Linked DNA regions of Homo sapiens: region 1 is linked to region 2. Evidence: read pairs that join two places in POLR2A ChIA-PET (ENCODE). Cell type or tissue: Caco-2. All regions are shown on one strand. Each heading gives the region's core, and the rest is flanking DNA. Links, peaks and the distances in the headings are about the cores only.

Region 1 (9,113 bases), core at 3,535-6,034, 170 kb before region 2:
TGAAACCCCGTCTCGACGAAAAATACAAAAAATTAGCTGGGCATGGTGGCGCACGCCTATAAATCCCAGCTACTCGGAAGCCTGAGGCGCGAGAATCGCATGAACCCGGGAGGCAGAGGTCGCAGTGAGCTGAGATTGCACCACTGCACTCCAGTCTGGGCAACAGAGCGAGACAATGTCTCAAAAAAAAAAAAAAAGAGAATTCCACTATCTGATATTAAACCCGCTATTCAAGAGGTTTGCAAAATGTAAACCAATGCCACTGATGCCACTAACTGTTATTTTGGGAAATATAGTTATTTTGCATAAAACACATTATTTGTGTTAACATGTAATTGGTTTATAATGGCCACTTTTCCATCTATAAATATTCTTTATTTTTTTCCATTTTAATTTTTAATATGATAAATATTGATAGATAGATAGATATGGATATAGATATACCTCCTTTCTGTCCCCTCACTTCATATATATGAATTTGTCTGAAGTTCTCAATAATTTTTAAGAGTATAAAGGGATCCTAAGCTCAAAAAGTTCTAGAACCACTGGACTAGAGCAATGTGTCAGCTGAGCATTAAAAACAGTACAGAATTTGACATTCCCCTGGAGGGGTTACTGTGTGATGATTTGAATCAGGTACACTTGCAGATGTGTTTCCATCAACCTCTGTATTGAAGGCCCAGTTATCTCTACTTACCTTGTTGCTCGTGTAAACACCTCTTAAGTACCACTCCAAATCTTTGGACACCGTTGGACGCTTACTCCACCCTGCTGCCACTGCAGAAACCAGCTGTCTGTGGACACTGCCAGCTCCATGTGGCATCCCAAATGGCACCCACCTCACAGGACCCCTGGCCCCTATGCTTGAGAAACCCACAATAAGTCAGAGAAAAAAGTAAGTGCAGAGAAATTGAAGCTTGTGGGGCGAATCTTCAACCAATGAGCTTAGGAGCAAACAGATAACGTTTTTTTCCTCTCCTACCTGACACAGTGTGCTGAGATCCAGGCCCCTCCAGAAACAGTCCCAGAAGCCCAAACAATCAGTTGTCAGATGCCCAATGGTGACCAGCTCCTCAGCCCAAAACTCTAGCACTCCGTAAGTTAAGGCTATGCATAGTTTACCATTTCACCATATTCTCAGCATCTACAAACTATAAACAGCCTTCAAAGAACAGTAGTAGCATTTTCATAACATTTATTTTGTGTCTAATCCGACTCTATGTCATAAGAATTAAAGAAGTAGCTTCTAAAATCTCAGTCTCCTGAAAATGAAGCTTTAGAATTGTTTCCTAAAATAACATTATTTTATATTACCCATTACCATTATTAAAAATGGTAATACTCGACCAGGCATGGTGGCTCACACCTGTAATCCCAGTACTTTGGGAGGCCGAGGCCAGTGGATCCTGAGGTAAGGAGTTCAAGGCCGGCTTGGCCAAGATGGTGAAGCCCTGTCTCTACTAAAAATACAAAAAATTAGCCGGGCGTGGTGGCAGGTGCCTGTAATCCCAGCTACTCAGGAGGCTGAGGCAGAGAATTGCTTGAACCCAGGAGGCGGAAGTTGCGGTGAGCCAAGACTACCCCACTGCATTCCAGCCTGGGCGACAGAGCCAGACTCTGCCTCAAAAAAAAAAAGTAATACTCTGATTCTAGAAAGGTTACACTGAAATAGACACTCTCATGTTGTTGATAAAAATTGTTATAACTTTTCTGGAACAAAATTTTGTTTTGTTTTGTTTTTTTGTTTGGTTTTGTTTTTTGAGATGGAGTCTCCCTCTGTTGCCTAGGCTAGAGTGCAGTGGTGAGATCTCTGCTCACTGCAACCTCTGCCTCCTGGATTCAAGCAATTCTCCTGCCTCAGCCTCCCGAGTAGCTGGGATTACAGGTACGCACCACCATGCCCAGCTAATTTTTTGTATTTTTAATAGAGAGAGGGTTTCACCATGTTGGCCAGGCTGGTCTTGAACTCCTGACATCAAGTGATCCACCCACCTCGGCCTCCCAAAGTACTGGGATTACAGGTGCGAGCCACCGCACCTGGCTGGAACAAAATTTGGCAACAATTTCTACAGAAACAATTTAAAAATGGGACAAACAGTTATGCACAAAAGTATTTCCCTTAGCACATCTATACTATAGTATCTTTAAACGCAATTACACATTCAATACTATGATGACGGTTACAAATATTTTATGACTCTATGCCATACTGTCACATTTTATGTAATCAATAAAAATTCCATATTCAAAAAGTTTTTAATAAAAAGCAAAATTATCACTATATAATGTTAAGTAAAGGGTGAAGGATACAAACTGTACGATCTCAGTTTTTTGTAGCAAGAAAAAGAAAAAAATAAATATATCAAAAATTTTACATGTCTGAAAGGAAATACGGCAAAGTTTTAAAAAATGGTGACCTCTTGTAGGTGATACAATTGTGGGTGATTTTTTTCTTCCTGATTTTTTTTTTTTTTTGAGACTGAGTCTCAGTCTGTCGCTAGGTCAGATTGCAGTGGCGCGCGCCACCACGCCCAGCTAATTTTTTGTATTTTTAGTAGAGACTGGGTTTCACCATGTTGGCCAGGCTGGTCTCGATCTCTTGACCTTGTGATCTGCCCACCTCAGCCTCCGAAAGTGCGGGGATTACAGGCATGAGCCACGGTGCCCAGCCTTTTCTTCCTAATTTTAAACATCTTCTGTATATTTCCAAATTTTCTACAGTGTAAGTGTGATATTTTACAGCACGATTATTAGAAGGTAAAAATGGGTGAGGCTCTAGGATTTCGAAGGTCACTTTCAGCTCTAAAATTCCTTAATTCACACAGCTCTTATCACTATGGTTTGTTTGTTTTTTGACTTTCCACTGATAGTAACAGAAGAGTATATTACACATTTCCTAATAGCAATGTTATGCATGTCATTGCCTGAGATTCCTAAATCTTGTGCAAGATTTCAACATTATCTGTAGAACTTAAGTGCTAGATTGTGATCTTTTATGAAGTTTTTGAGTGTTGTCAACAGACTGAGTGTTCAGATGAAAATGCCGGGAGAGGACAATACTCGTAAATGTGCATTTCTACATTTAGATATAGCACATTAGTTAGTGCTTCATCATTCAAGAGACATTTAAATTTTACTACATTATAATAACATTCTTAAGAGTTTCCTTAAGACAAGGAGATAAACTCAGTTATTGCTAAGCAAGAATCTGCTGAAACAGTAAACAAACAGGTATAAACAAGTGCATTTGAGTGTGTGGCCACATGCCTGTCACTCCCAAATTCTTGTCCTTTGTTCCCAGCTGGGGAGAAGGTAAACAGAAATGGAGAATGAGGAGTCTCAGCTCCTGGCCTCCGGCCTGCTCAAGCGAAGGGGTAGGAGATCATCCCGCCACTTGCCAGGGATATTTTGGGGATATATCTGACACTGGGTCACATGCACTAGTTGGCCTGCAACAAATCTCAGTCTCCCAGCCAGTCGGCAGCAGATCAGGCACTCCTGTCTTTGAGCCACTGTGGAAGGAACTAGCCTGGGCAGCTCCTCAAAGGGGCTCTTGCTCACATCAAAGCTGGACAGTCAGCCCCTGGTGGGCTTCAGATTCAAAGACCCCTTCTGCCCCCCATCCTTGACTGTTGCCCCTCACAGTGGTCTCACTCTTTCCTTCTTAATCAAGTATGTGGGGCCCCTTTTGGGACAAGCATCCTGGATCAGGACCCAGGCTTTTGGTGACCCAATCCAACGATTCCTGACTCATCGCCTTCTGTCCCATAGGCTTGCATTCCTCCATGAGAAATCCCCTTTGCGTCTTCTTTCAGAACTAAACTTTAGATAACTCCTTAAAACCAGAACCCAAATCTTAGCACTATCACCCACTCCCCGCAAAGGGTTACTCTCTACCCCTGAGCAAGGATGGCTTGGTCGGGGGGCATGCCCCTTGCTTTATGGTGGATTGTTACTTTTCATGCAGGGAAAAAAATAAAACGAAACATTAGTGTTTTCATTTAAAAACAAGTTGAACAGTCGTCTCCTGTAAGAGAATCCTGGAGCCCCAGACACACCTAGAAACACAAGTCTGTGCAAAAATACAATGTGTAGATTTATGGAAATGCACATGATGTGAAAAGTCCCTAACGGATGTGTATAAAAATTCGACTTTTTTTTCTTTGAGTCTCACTCTGTCACCCAGGGTGGAGTGAGTGCAGTGGGGCAATCTCGACTCACTGCAGCCTCCGCCTTGTGGGTTCACACGATTCTCTTGTCTCAGCCTCCTGAGTAGCTGGGACTACAGGCGCACGCCACCATGCTTGGCTAATTTTTATATTTTTAGTAGAGACGGGGTTTCACCATGTTGGCCAGGCTGGTCTCAAACCCCTGACCTCAGGTAATCCACCCACCTCGGCCTCCCAAAGTGTTGGGATTTACAGGCATGAGCCACCACGCCCGGCCCAAGTCTTTTTATTCAACACCTCATTTTATTCTTATGCACTGAATGCCACATTGGTTTCTTTTTTCTCTCTCTCTCTCACTCAAAGCACTATTATTAAATCCATGATGCAGCTTACTTTCAACATTATCTTCAAATTTAGGAAATACCATTGTATCATAAGCAGTGGTAATTCCCGTCTGCCAGGTGTCTACCGGGTGAAGGGGTCTTGCTCTGTGCTGGGTGCTCAGAGCCATCCCTGCCCATCTTCGTGCTAATGCCTGGAGGCAGCCACATTAGCTCCACCTCCTGGCTTGGGAGCTGAGGCTCAGAGAGGACAACTAATCAGCCCAAGGTCCCAAGCTAATATGTGGCACACGGAGATCTCAAACCCAGCATGAGGTAGGTACTGTGACCCCTATTGCACAGATGAAAAACAGACATACCGAGATGACGGGAACTCACTCAGGGCACACAAATGATAAGTGGCAGAGAAAAGATTGGAATCAAAATCCTACAAAAATCCTACAAAATTGAGGTGAGGCACAGTGGCTCACACCTGTAATCCCAGCACTTTGGGAGGCCGAGGTGTGTGGATGATCACTTGAGCCCAGAAGTTTGAGACCAGCCCGGGCAACAAAGTGAGACCCCTGTCTTTACAAAAAAATTTAAAAATTAGCCAGATGTGGTGATGTGCCTCTGTAGTCCCAGCTACTTGGGAAGCCAAGGCAGGAGAATCTCTTGAGCCAGAGAGGTCAAGGCTACAGTGAGCTATGATCACACCACTGCACTCCAGCCTGGGTGACAGAGCGAGACTCCGTCTCAAAAAAATAAAAAAAGAAAAAAATAAATAAATAATTAAAAAAAAAAAAAAAAAAAAAGTCTGGGTGCGGTGGCTCACGCTTGTAATCCCAGCACTTTGGGAGGTGGAGGCGGGCAGATCACGAGGTCAGGAGATCGAGACCATGGTGAAACCCCATCTCTACTAAAAATATAAAAAATTAGCCGGGTGTGGTGGTGGGCGCCTGTAGTCCCAGCAACTCGGAGAGGCTGAGGCAGGAGAATGGCATGAACCTGGGAGGCGGAGCTTGCAGTGAGTCGAGATCACGCCACTGCACTCCAGCCTGGGCAACAGATCGAGACTCCGTCTCAAAAAAAAAAAAAAAAAGAAAATTTAGGACACTTTGAAAACACAGTGAACAGACACCTATAGTAATCATTTTCCCTGTCACTAAAACTCATAAAACAATGGCTTTGAATGGCTATATGATATTCCATTATGATGATATAGCCCAAATTAATTAACCATTTACTTGTTATTGGAAATTTAGGTTATTTCCTATTTTAAATAATTTAAAATGTAAATATACCTTGTAAATAACATCATATTGCATATCTTTATACATGATCTTTTTCTTTTCCTTGTATAAGCTTTATCATGAGTACATAATCTTTTTCTGCATCTTTAATTATATTCTTAAGAACATTTTTAATGCTCTTGTTATATATTTCCAAATTGATTTCCAGTGTATACTCCCAGGAGAGGGTTAATTTCATGGTTCCTCTTGTGAATGTTATCTTTATTTTATTCTTTAAATATTTCTTTTCTGTATTTTGAATAAATGTACAACAGAATGTTATGTGGATTTTCTTTTTTCCCATGTTCCAGAATTGCAGCTGAAACCAAAAGCCCTGGACAAAAAATGTGAAGTGTCTGGGAACCTTAGAGACCCCTCTGGGCTTTCCGAGAAAGGCAAGATCCGCAATCAGCTCTCCAGCCTTCTCACCTCCCCAGCCAACAGAAACTCTTCTGTCTCCTGGTTGGACTTGGGCTCAGCCTCAGCTGTTGATTAGGACAACTGTGTCCCCCAAGCAGGGGAAGAAACCTTGGAAGAGATGAAGAACAGGGAGTGAGTAAGAGCGTGTCAGTTGAGTGACCGTGAAGACAGTGGGAATGGAGGCAGCTTACCCATGTCGGGCAGATCCACTCCTCCCAGAACCCTCCCAAAAGCCCCTCCACATGCACCTATGGAAGTTCCAGTATTTGAGGGGTCGCCTCACATAGCCCATGTCAGTTAGCATTAGCCACAGAGGCAGGGACACTCACAAGAACCTTGCTGCCAGCTTTGCACAGGGAACTTACCATGAGGTGATGAAGTTTAAGCTCAGTGCCCTTCACCTGGATAATCTATGTTAATACTCAAAGGTGTCCAACATTTTTTTGAGACTAAGTCTTGCTCTGTCACCCAGGCTGGAGTGCAATGGTTGTGCGATCTCAGCTAACTGCAACCTCTGCCTCCCGGGCTCAAGCAATTCTCCTGCCTCAGCCTCCCAAGTAGCTGGGATTACAGGCACCCACCACCACGCCTGGGTAATTTTTTTTTTGTATTTTTAGTAGAAATAGGGTTTCACCATGTTGGCCAGGCTGGTTTCGAACTCCTAACCTCAAATGATCCTTCCGCCTCAGCCTCCCAAAATGCTGGGATTACAGGTGTGAGCCACCATGCCCGGCCTTTTTTTTTTTTTTTTTTTTTTTTTTTGAGACAAGGTATCACTCTGCTGCCCATGCTGTAGTGCAGTGATGCGATCATAGGTCAATGTGGCCTCCACCTCCTAGCCTCAAGTGATTCTCCTGCCTCGGCCTCCCAAAGTGCTGAAATTACAGGCATGAGCCACTGTACCTGGCTATTTTTTTCACTCTCTCTATTTTTTTTTAGACAAGAGTCTTGCTCTGTTGCCCAGGCTGGAGTGCAGTGGCACGATCTCGGCTCACCGCAAGCTCCTCATCCCAGGTTCACACCATTCTTCTGCCTCAGCCTCCTGAGTAGCTGGGACTACAGGTGCCCTCCACCACGCCCGGCTAATTTTTTGTATTTTTAGTAGAGACGGGGTTTCACCATGTTAGCCAGGATGGTCTCGATCTCCTGACCTCGTGATCCACCTGCCTCGGCCTCCCAAAGTGCTGGGATTACAGGTGTGAGCCACCACGCCCGGCCCTTTTTCACTCTCTTGCCTAGGCTGGAGTGTGGTGGCACAGTCATAGCTCACTGTAACCTCAAACTCCCAGGCTCAAGTGATCCTCTTGCCTCAGCCTCCCCAGTAGCTGGGGACTACAGGTGCATGCCATAAAGTCCAGCTAATTTTTTTTAGGTTTTGTAGAGACAGGCTCTTGCTACATTGCCTGGGCTGGCCTCCAACTCCTGGCCTCAAGTGATCCGCTTGCCTTCACCTCCCAAAGTGCTGAGATTATAGGCGTGAGCCACCACTCCTGAGCCCAACATTTTATACATATTTATAAGCTTCAAGTCTGGATCTTGGATGTGCAGTTGGCAGGCAGTCACATAAGACCTCTGTCTCCCATGCTCTTATTATCATTATTCAGGGCATACATGTGCATGTTTGTTACATGGATATAACGTGGAATGGTGAGGTTTGAGTTTCTAGTGCACCCATCACTAAAATAATGAATCTTCTATGCAATAGGTCATTTTTCAACATGAAATCCCTCCCATCCTCTCCCCCTTTGGAGTCCCCCAGTGCCTATTATTTCCCTTTCCATGGTTTTTTTTTTTCTTTCTCCAATACCAGAAATGTCAGGAAAGACGGAAAAGTGAAGCTGACACCTCCATCCCCTACTGCAGATGATAAGGCACTAGTGCAAATTGCATTGAAGGTTAAAGAATCTGCAACAAAATGTCTTCAGTGGACTGGCTACGCAATGGGAAAGGGTAGTTTGGGTTTTGTTTGTTTGTTTATTTCCCCTCTGCACAGTCCACTGGAAAGGGGTACTTTGATTGTAGAACATTTTGGGACAAAATGATTGGGGGGAACTATTTATGTCATGCTTTTTCACAATGGGCTGACTCCTCAGCTAGATTCAAAAGTTATAAAAAGTTATACAGCTGAGGTTCTCAAACTGTGTGCCAGGGTGGCTTGGGAACAGCAAATTCACAGGGGCACTGTGGGCTGTTTCAAATATTTGAGGGAAACAGCTATGTCAGTTACACACCACTCTAACTACAGTATTAGCACAATTTTGACATTAGAACACACTATATCCCTTGCATTAACATATTATCTTTGCAAAGCTGGGGATAAAAAGCATTGACTGTGAAAGTCAATGTGGAATGGGAAATGAGAGGGGTGGCAGCGGCCAATTTTTTTCCAGGGTTTGAGGAGTTGTGCAGTGCCCAACAGGCACACATATCCCATTAGCAACTGTGGCTATTTAAGAATGAAATAAACTGGGCACAGTGCCTCACGCTTATAATCCCAGCACTTTGGGAGGCTGAGGCAGGCAGATCACCTAAGGTCAGGAGTTCGAGACCAGCCTGACCAACACTGTGAAACCCCGTCTCTACTAAAGATAGAAAAAAAAATTAGCCAGGCTTGGTGGTGGGCGCCTGTAATCTCAGCTACTCGGGAGGCAGAGGCAGGAGAATCCCTTGAACCCAGGAGGTGGAGGTTGCAGTGAGCCACACCACTGCACTCCAGCCTGGGTGGCAGAGCGAGACTATGTCTCAAAAAAAAAAAAAAAAGAAATAAAAATAGCATTTTTCGGCTGGGCACGGTGGCTCACGCCTGTAATCCCAACACTTTGGGAGGCCGAGGCAGGCAGATCACGAGGTCAGGAGATTGAGACCATCCTGGCCAACATGGTGAAACCCCGTCTCTACTAAAAATACAAAAA
Region 2 (9,113 bases), core at 189-2,688:
GAAGAAGAATTGTCTTGGGCCACACATAAAATACCCTAACAATAGCTGAGAATCTGGGTAGGCCAAGATGGCTAGAGTGGAAGGCTGAGTACCAGAGAGAATAGAGAAAGAACTCCAGGTATCTGCAGAGGGACCTCCTTGAGAAACTACTGGAAGATAGGGAAATAAACATCTGAAAAGATTTGAAGGAACAATACCTGACTCATTCAAGACCAAGAATAGTGTCTTTCTACCAGCTGGACTGGAAAACCTCATAATTTATGGGGCATTGGATAGAGTACTTCAAAGGGTTTTGCCTCCGTAGTGGGGTGTAATCAGTCTAGACTAAGTGCTGCTCTGCTCTTATCTAACAGTCTTAAAAATGAGACCTGAAAAGATCAAATTGTTTCCAAGTAATTAACCTGTGTTTCAGGAATACTTACATAGGAATACAGAAATATACAGATACAAGTTAAAATCCACAATGTCTGGCATTCCATAAAAAAACTATCAGACATGTGAAAAAGCAAGAAAATACAATCCATAATGGGAAAATCAGTCCACTGAAACTGACCCAGAATAGATATATGTTAGAAGTAGTGGACAAGGATGCTAAAATAAATTTATATCCTGTACTTTCAAAAAGCTAGAGGAAAATTGAACATGTGAACTGGAAATATGCAAATAAAGACTCATGTAACTTTTGGAGATAGGTCTGAGATGAAATGTCTGTGGTGAAAATTACACTGTATGGGATTAATAGATTAGACATAGAAGAATAGAAGATTAGTAAACTTGAACACTAGAAATAGAAGCTATCACAAATGAAATACAAAGAGAAAGAAGTTTAAAATGAAGAAAGCATCAGAGAGTTGTGGTACAATATGAAGCTACTAAATATATGTATAATTGGAGTCCCTGAAAGGGAAGGGCAGCAGAAGATTACTTGGGAAATAATGGTCAGAGTTTTTCCAAATTTAAGAAGCTCAATAAACACAAAATACAAGAAACGTGTAAAAAACCACACCAAGGCACATCATAATCAAATACCCAAAACCAGTAATAAAGAGAAAAACCTTAAAAACCATTAGAAAAGAAAGACATGAAGAAAAATAAGAATTACAGCAGATTTTATGTGTGGAAACAATGCAGTGAACAGACAGTGGAGGACTATCTTTAAAATACCAAAAGAAAACTTGTCAACCTCAAATTCTATACCCACAGTTAAACAGACATTATCAGAAACAAAAGCTGAGAGAATGCATCACCAGCAGAATTATACTACAAGGAATGTTCAACGAAGTCATTCAAGCAGAAGGAAAATGACACCAGCTGGAAATATCTTTTTTTTTTTTTTTTTTTTTTTTTTGAGACAGAATCTCGCTTTGTCGCCCAGGCAGGAGTGCAGTGGCAAGATCTAGGCTCGCTGCAAGCTCCGCCTCCCGGGTTCATGCCATTCTCCTGCCTCAGCCTCCCGAGTAGCTGGGACTACAGGTGCTTGCCACAACGCCCGGCTAATTTTTTGTATTTTTAGTGGAGACGGGGTTTCACCGTGTTAGCCAGGATGGTCTCGATCTCCTGACCTCGTGATCCGCCCACCTCAGCCTCCCAAAGTGCTGGGATTACAGGTGTGAGTCACCGCGCCTGGCCCACCATCTGGAAATATCTATACAACAGAATGAGGAGTTAAATATATGTATGAGTTTTTAATTTAACAATGTAGTGTGGCATTTATAACAAATGTAAAAGTAAAATGTATGACAACAATAACACAAAGGTTTGGAGAAGAGAAATGGATTTATGTATACTATTCTAAGCTTCTGTTTTTTTCTTTTTCTTTTTTTGTTTTTTTTGAGATGGAGTCTTGCTCTGTCGCCCAGGCTGGAGTGCAGTGGTGTGATCTTGGCTCGCTGCAACCTCTGCCTCATAGGTTCAAGCAATTCTCTTGTCTCAGCCTCCTGAGTAGCTGGGACTACAGGCGCCTGCCATCACACCTGGCTAATTTTTGTATTTTTAGTTGAGACAGGATTTCACCATATTGGTCAGGCTAGTCTCAAACTCCTGACTTCAGGTGATCCACCTGCCTTGGCCTCCCAAAGTGCTGGGATTACAGACGTGAGCCACCGCACCCAGCCATGTACCATAATTCTTAAGCAACCTCTTAAATAACAGAGTCACAGCTAGTAAGCTAGCAATGGAGAAAGAAATAGATTCATAAAATGTTTTCACTGCTATGTAGTGAATATATTTATACTGTAGGAATATACAACATTATATACTGTCTAATGGTTGGACATTTCAGTTGAGTTTAATTTTTTCTATTACATGTTTCTTTTTTTCTTTTTCTTTTCTTTCTTTCTTTTTTTTTTTTTTTTTGAGATGGAGTCTCACTGTGTCACCCAGGCTGGAGTGCAGTGTTGTGATCTCTGCCCACTGCAACCTCCTCCTCCCAGGTTCAAGTGATTCTCCTGCCTCAGCCTCCTAAATAGCTGAGATTACAGGCAGTGCCAACATGCCCAGCTAATTTTTTTGTATTTTTAGTAGAGATGGGGTTTCACCATGTTGGCCAGGCTGGTCTTGAACTCCTAACCTCATGATCTGCCCACCTTGGCCTCCCAAAGTGCTGGGATTACAGGTTTGAGCCACCACGCCCAGCCTCTATTGCATATTTCTATTTTGAGCATCTTTTCATATATGCCTACTTGATGTTAGACTTCTTAATTGCGGTCAATCTGGTAGGTGTATAGTGGTATCTCATTATGATTATAATTTGCATTCCCTCATGACAAGGTTGAATACCTTGTCATATGATGTTTGATTATCTGTATGTCATCTTTTATAAAGTGCCTGTTGAAATGTTTTTCCTATTTTGTCTTTTGGTATAAAAGAATTCTAAAAAAAAAAAAATTCAAGAAACATATATGAAAGCTAGAAAAGGAAACAAGAATTAAAACCAAGAGAAGAGGCCAGACGCAGTGGCTCATGCCTGTAATCCCAGCACTTTGGGAGCCCAAGGCAGGTGGATCACGAGGTCAGGAGTTCGAGACCAGCCTGGCCAACATGGTGAATCCCATCTCTACTAAAAGATACAAAAAATAGCCAGGTGTGGTGGCCGGCGCTTGTAATCGCAGCCACTGGGGAGGCTGAGGCAGGGGAATCGTGTGAAACTAGAAGGCGGAGGTTGCAGTGAGCTGAGATTGCACCACTGCACTCCAGCCTGGGCGAAAGAGTGAAACTCTATCTCAAAAAAAAAAAAAAAAAAAAAAAAACCCAAGGGAAGAAACAGAAAGCAAATAATGAAATAGGCTTAAGCACAATATATCAATAATAACATTAAGTGTAAAAGGTCCAGATGCACCAATAAAGGAGCTTATCAGTAAGGATTTAGTTTTTATTTTTATTTTATTTTATTTTCGAGTTGGAGTCTTGCACTGTTGCCTGGGCTGGAGTGCAGTGGCACGATCTCGCTCACTGTAACCTCTGCCTCCCGGGTTCAAGCGATTTTCCTGCCTCAGCCTCCCGAGTAGCTGGGATTACAGGTGCCCTCCACCATGCCCGGCTAGTTTTTTGTATTTTTAGTAGAGACGGGGTTTCGTTATGTTGACCAGGCTGGTCTCAAACTCCTGACCTCGTGATCCACCCGCCTCAGCCTCTCAAAGTGCTGGGATAACAGGCGTGAGCCACTGTGCCTGGCCAGGATTTTTTTTTTAGACGAAAACTATATGCTGCCCACAAGAAACTCACTTCAAAATTAGGGTGTGTGTGTGTGTGTGTGTGTGTGTGTGTGTGTGTGTTGAAAGTGAAAGGAAGGGGAAAATATATGCCATAGAAGCTTTTTTTTAAAAGCATGAGCACTTTTATTGATAGCAGGTAAAGTAGACTTATAAGAGTAAAGAAGTCACTAGGAACAACAACAGAATTACATAATGATAAAAAGAGTGAATTCATCAAGAACAAACAACAGTTCTAAGTATGTACGCACCAAACGAGAACAATTTAAATTACATGAAGCATGAAATAAAAACTGATAGAACTGAAAGGAAACAGACAAATCCACAATTACAGCTGGGTACTTCCATTCCCTCTCAGCAATCGATAGAACTACTAGATGGGAAACCAGCAAGGATACAGGGGACTTAATAACACCATTAACCAAAAGGATCTATTCACATTTATATAACCTTCACCCAACAACATCAAAATACACATTGTTTTCAAGTATTCATGGAATATTTCACCAACATAGACCATATCCATAGCTATTACACAAACTTCAGCATTTTTAAAAAGTGTTGAAATTATACATGCTAGAAAACCTAATAGGAAAATCTCCAAACACTTGGAAATTAAACAGTGTCCTTCTAAATATATGGGCCAGAGAGAAATTTAAAAGTACACTGAACTGAATGAAAATGGGTGAAAAAGGACAAAAATTTGCTGGGATGTTGCTAAAAGGGAATTTAAAGCACTGAACACTTAAATTAGAAGAAAGGTCTCAAAACAGTGTTCTAAACTCCCAGAACAAAAAGGTAGTTTAAAACAAATGCAAAGCAAGTAGAAGGAAGGAAATGAAAGGCAGAAATCAATGAAATTGAAAATAAAGTCAATGATGCAAAAACTTATTTTTTAAAAGAGATCAATAAAATTGATGAACCTTTAGTAAGAAAAAAGAGAAAACAGAAATTACTGACATTAGGAATGAAATGGGGGATATCAGTACAGATCCTAAAGACATTAGAAATAATTGAGGACTGCTATAAACATCTCTATCCAGATAAATTTTAACAACTTAGATGAAGCAGACCAATTCGTTGAAACTACAAACTACGAGAACTCACCCCATATGAAACTGATAATGTGAATAGCCGTGTAAGTATTAAATTGAATTTGCAGTTAAAGGCCTCTCATACAAGAAATTTTCAGGCCAGGCATGGTGGCTCATGCCTGTAATCTCAGCAGTTTGGGAGACCTAGGCGGGCAGATCACCAGAGGTCAGGAGTTTGAGACTGGCCTGGCCAACATGGTGAAACTCCATCTCTACTAAAAATGCAAAAATTAGCCAGGGTGGGTGGTAGGCACCTGTAATCCCAGCTATTTGGGAGGCTGAGGCTGGAAAATCGCTTGAACCCAGGAGGCGGAGGTTGCCGTGAGCTGAGATCGAGCCATTGCACTCCAGCCTGGGCGACAATAGCAAAATTCTGTTTCAAAAAAAAAAAACAAAAATTTCGGGCCTTAAATGCTAGGGATGCTATAACAAAATACCGTAGACTGGGTGGCTAAAAGTAATGGCAGAAACAGCAATTACCTTTGCACCAACCTAGCATCTCCAGATATAATTACAATGAGGGTTAAGGCTTTAACATATAAATGGGGTGCAGGGTGGGAGGGGGGTGGTGTGTCAATTGAATCCATAGCACATGATTTCACTGAAAAAAATTACCAAATGTTTATTGCGTTAGCACTGATTGTACACAGTCTTTTCCAGAAAATAGAAGAGGAGACATTTCTAGTTTATTTGATGAGACCAATATTACCTTGTTACCAAAACCAAAGACAATACAAAGACCGAAAACAATAGACAAATATACCTCATGAAGATAGGTGACGAAATCCTCAGCAAAATATTAGTAAATATGATTTAGCAATACATAAGAAGAATCAGTTAAGTGGAACCTATTCCAGGAATGTGAGACTGGTTTAATAGATAATCAGTTTAATTTATATCATGAGGTTAAAGAAAAATCACATGATCGTATAAGTTGATATCAAAAAGTTATTTGAAAATTCAACACCCATTCATGATGAAACTTGGCAAACTACTAATAAAGGGAATGTCCTCATCTTAACATAGAACATCTACACCCTGGGTGTAGTGACTCACACCTGTAATCCCAGCACTTTCGGAGGCTGAGGCAGGAGGAACACTTGAGCTCAGGAGTTTGAGACCAGCCTGGGCACCAGAGTGGGACCCCATCTCTACAAAAAATAAAAATGTTAGCCGGGCATGGTGGCGCATGCCTGTAGTCCCAGCTGCTTGGGAGGCTGAGGTGGAAAGATCACTTGAGCCCAGAAGGTTGTGGCTGCATCATATTTAATGGTGAAAGATTGAATGCTTTCCCACTTAAAATCTGGGACAAGTGTAGGATATCTGCTCTTATCACTCCTATTCAGCTCACTAGAAGTCCTGGCCAGGCACGATGGTTCATGCCTGTAATCCCAGCACTTTGGGAGGCCGAGGTGGGCGGATCACTTGAGGTTAGGAGTTCGAAACTAGCCTGGCCAACATGTGAAACCCCATCTCTACTAAAAATGCAAAAAAATTTAGCTGGGCGTGGTGGCAGGTGCCTGTAATCCCAGCTACTGGGGATGCTGCTGAAGCAGGGAGAATCGCTTGAACCCAGGAGGTGGAGGTTGCAGTGAGCCAAGAATGCACCACTGCACTCCAGCCTGGGCAACAGAGCAAGACTCTGCCTCAAATTAAAAAAAAAAAAAAAAAAAAGACTGATGAAATACATCAAAGATGAACTAAATAAATGGAGAGATGTGCCATGTTTTATGGATTGGAAGACCCCGAAAAATAAAGGTTCTCGTTCTGTTACCCAGGCTGAAATACAGTGGTATGATCTTGGCTCACTGCATCCTATGCCTCCAGACTCAAGTGATCCTCCCACCACAGCCTCCCATGTAGCTGGGTCTACAGGCACATGCCATCACACTCAGCTAATTTTTAAAAACATTTTTGTAGAGACAAGGTCTCACTGTATTGCCCAGGCTGCTCCTAGGCTCAAGTGATCCTCCTGTCTCAGCCTCCCACATTCCACCTGAATTATACACTTTAAATAGATGAATTGTATGGTATATGAATTAGATCTCAATACAAATGTTTTAAAATTTGCACATTTCACTTCAATAGGCATTTCAAAAACAACTACATGACTGCAAAGAGAATCCTGACTTCTCTGGCCACAGTAAACCTCATAGTACAGGGATTCAGTTCTTCATTTGATGAAACCCTCTTATAATGTATCATCATGAAATAAATTTTTTGATGTCCTCAAAATAAACACACTCTAACCATAAAATCCAACATCATACTCTTGAGCATTTATCCAGAGAAATGAAAATGAAAATTCCTATACATTTTACAGGAATGTTCACAACAGCTCTATTTGTAATACCTTAAAATTGGAAACAACCCAAATGTTTTAGTGGGTGAATGGTTAAGTGTGGCCATACTATGGATTACTACTCAGCAATAAAAAGGAATAAACTATTGATACACAGAACAACCTGGGTAAATTTTAAACCATGCTGAGTGAAAATGACAATCTCAAGTTATATAATGTATGATTCCATTTATCTAAAGTGACAAAATTATTGAAACGGAGAACAAATGCTTTCCAGGGGTTAAGAATGGAGATTGAGGTGGGAGAGGATGGGAATGACTTTAAAAAGGTAGTACAACTCATCTCTTTGGTGCTGGAATATTCTGTCTCTTATCCATGGAAGTGTTTTCATGAATCTACACGTGATATCATTATATAAAACTATACACATGTGCATACGCCTGCAAATAAATGTGTGTAAAACTGGTGAACTGCACGAGCTCTGTGGATTGTACTGTTCATTTCCTGGTTTGACAATGCACTGTAGTTATATAAGTTACTACCATTGTGGAAAAATAGGTGGAAGGATACATGGGATGGACCTTCATTATTTTTGCACATTCCTGTGAATCTGTGATTATTTCAGAGTAGAAAGCTTAGGAATGAGAATTGGTGTAGAAAAATAGAAATATTTATGTCCAAATTATCAGATTCTTTTCCAAAAGATTATGCCAATTTAAATTGTTATCTAAATTAGAGAGTATACCAATATCACTACCTTCTCATCAGCATTAAGTGTGTCCATTATTTTGATGTTTTATCTGTGTATTCTTTTTAATTTTTTAGAGTATGTATATTTTTAAATTTTAAAACATATTTTATTTTTAATTTTAGATTCAGGGCATACATGTGCAGGGTATATTGGGTGATACTGGAGTTTGGGTTTCTAGTGAACCCATCACCCAATATTGAACATAATATCTGATAGGGTAGTTTTTTTCAATCCTTCCCCCACTCTTCCCGGCTCCTCTCTTGGAGTCCCTAGTATCTATTATTTCTGTCTTTATGTCCACCTGTACCCATTGTTTAGCTCCCGTCTACAAGTGAGAGCATGTGGTATTTGGTTTTCTGTTTCTCTTTTAATTCACGTAGGATAATAGCCTCTAGCTGCATCCATGTTGCTGCAAAGGACATGATTTCACTCTTTTTTATGGCTGTGTACTATTCCATGGTGTATATGTAGCACATTTTCTTTATCCAGCCCATCTTTGATAGGACGCTTAGGTTGATTCCATGGCTTTACTATTGTGAATAGTCCTGCAATAAACAGCCTAGTACAGGGGTCTTTTTGTTTTACATAGGATTAGCTAACTTACATTCATACCCGCAGTGTATAAGCATTCCCTTTTCTCATATCCTTGCCCACATCTGTTATTTTTTGACTTTTTTTTTTTTTTTTTTTTTGAGACAGAGTCTCGCTCTGTTCCCCAGGCTGGGGTGCAGTGGCGCAATCTCAGCTCACTGCAAGCTCCGCCTCCCGGGTTCGCGCCATTCTCCTGCCTCAGCCTCCCGAGTAGCTGGGACTACAGGTGCCCGCCACCACACCCGGCTAATTTTTTTGTATGTTTAGTAGAGACAGGGTTTGACTGTGTTAGCTAGGATGGTTTCAATCTCCTGACCTCGTGATCCACTGGCCTTGGCCTCCCAAAGTGCTGGGATTACAGGCATGAGCCACTGTGCCCGTCCTATTTTTTGACTTTTTAATAATAGCCATTCCGACTGGTGTGAGATGGCATCTCATTGTGATTTTAATTTGCACTTCTCTGATAATTAGTGATGCTGAGCATTTTTTCATGTTTCTTGGCCACTTGTATGCCTTCTATTAATCATGTACTTTGCCCACTTTTTAATGCAATTCCTTTTTTTTCTTGTTGATTTAATTCAGTTTCTTTTTTTTTTTGTTTCGTTTTTTGTTTGTTTTTTGTTTTTGAGACGGAGTCTTGCTCTGTCACCCAGGCTGGAGTGCAG

Evidence for each region. Peaks named below come from ENCODE experiments on the same cell type or tissue, not always from the same donor. Only the 100,000 strongest peaks of a DNase experiment are listed, where the experiment ranks them.
Region 1: POLR2A ChIA-PET joins it to region 2 with 7 read pairs; 2 of 35 experiments call an interaction of 5 or more read pairs at or near these places.

What each region holds. Positions count from the first base shown.
Region 1 is chr13:20,934,124-20,943,236 of GRCh38, reverse strand. It overlaps LINC00367 (long intergenic non-protein coding RNA 367), which reads left to right. Exons shown (of 6, transcript NR_104058.1): 3 at 637-895; 4 at 992-1,096; 5 at 3,302-3,374; 6 at 4,587-4,673. Among named protein-coding and RNA genes, the nearest start is that of LINC00367, 11 kb to the left of the region's middle. RefSeq lists an enhancer at 3,138-3,637. In Caco-2, for the core only: no CTCF peak of the experiment used is centred there; a DNase peak (open chromatin) is centred at 4,713.
Region 2 is chr13:20,759,541-20,768,653 of GRCh38, reverse strand. The region is part of intron 1 of EEF1AKMT1 (EEF1A lysine methyltransferase 1); the gene reads left to right. Among named protein-coding and RNA genes, the nearest start is that of EEF1AKMT1, 9.9 kb to the left of the region's middle. In Caco-2, for the core only: no CTCF peak of the experiment used is centred there; no DNase peak of the experiment used is centred there.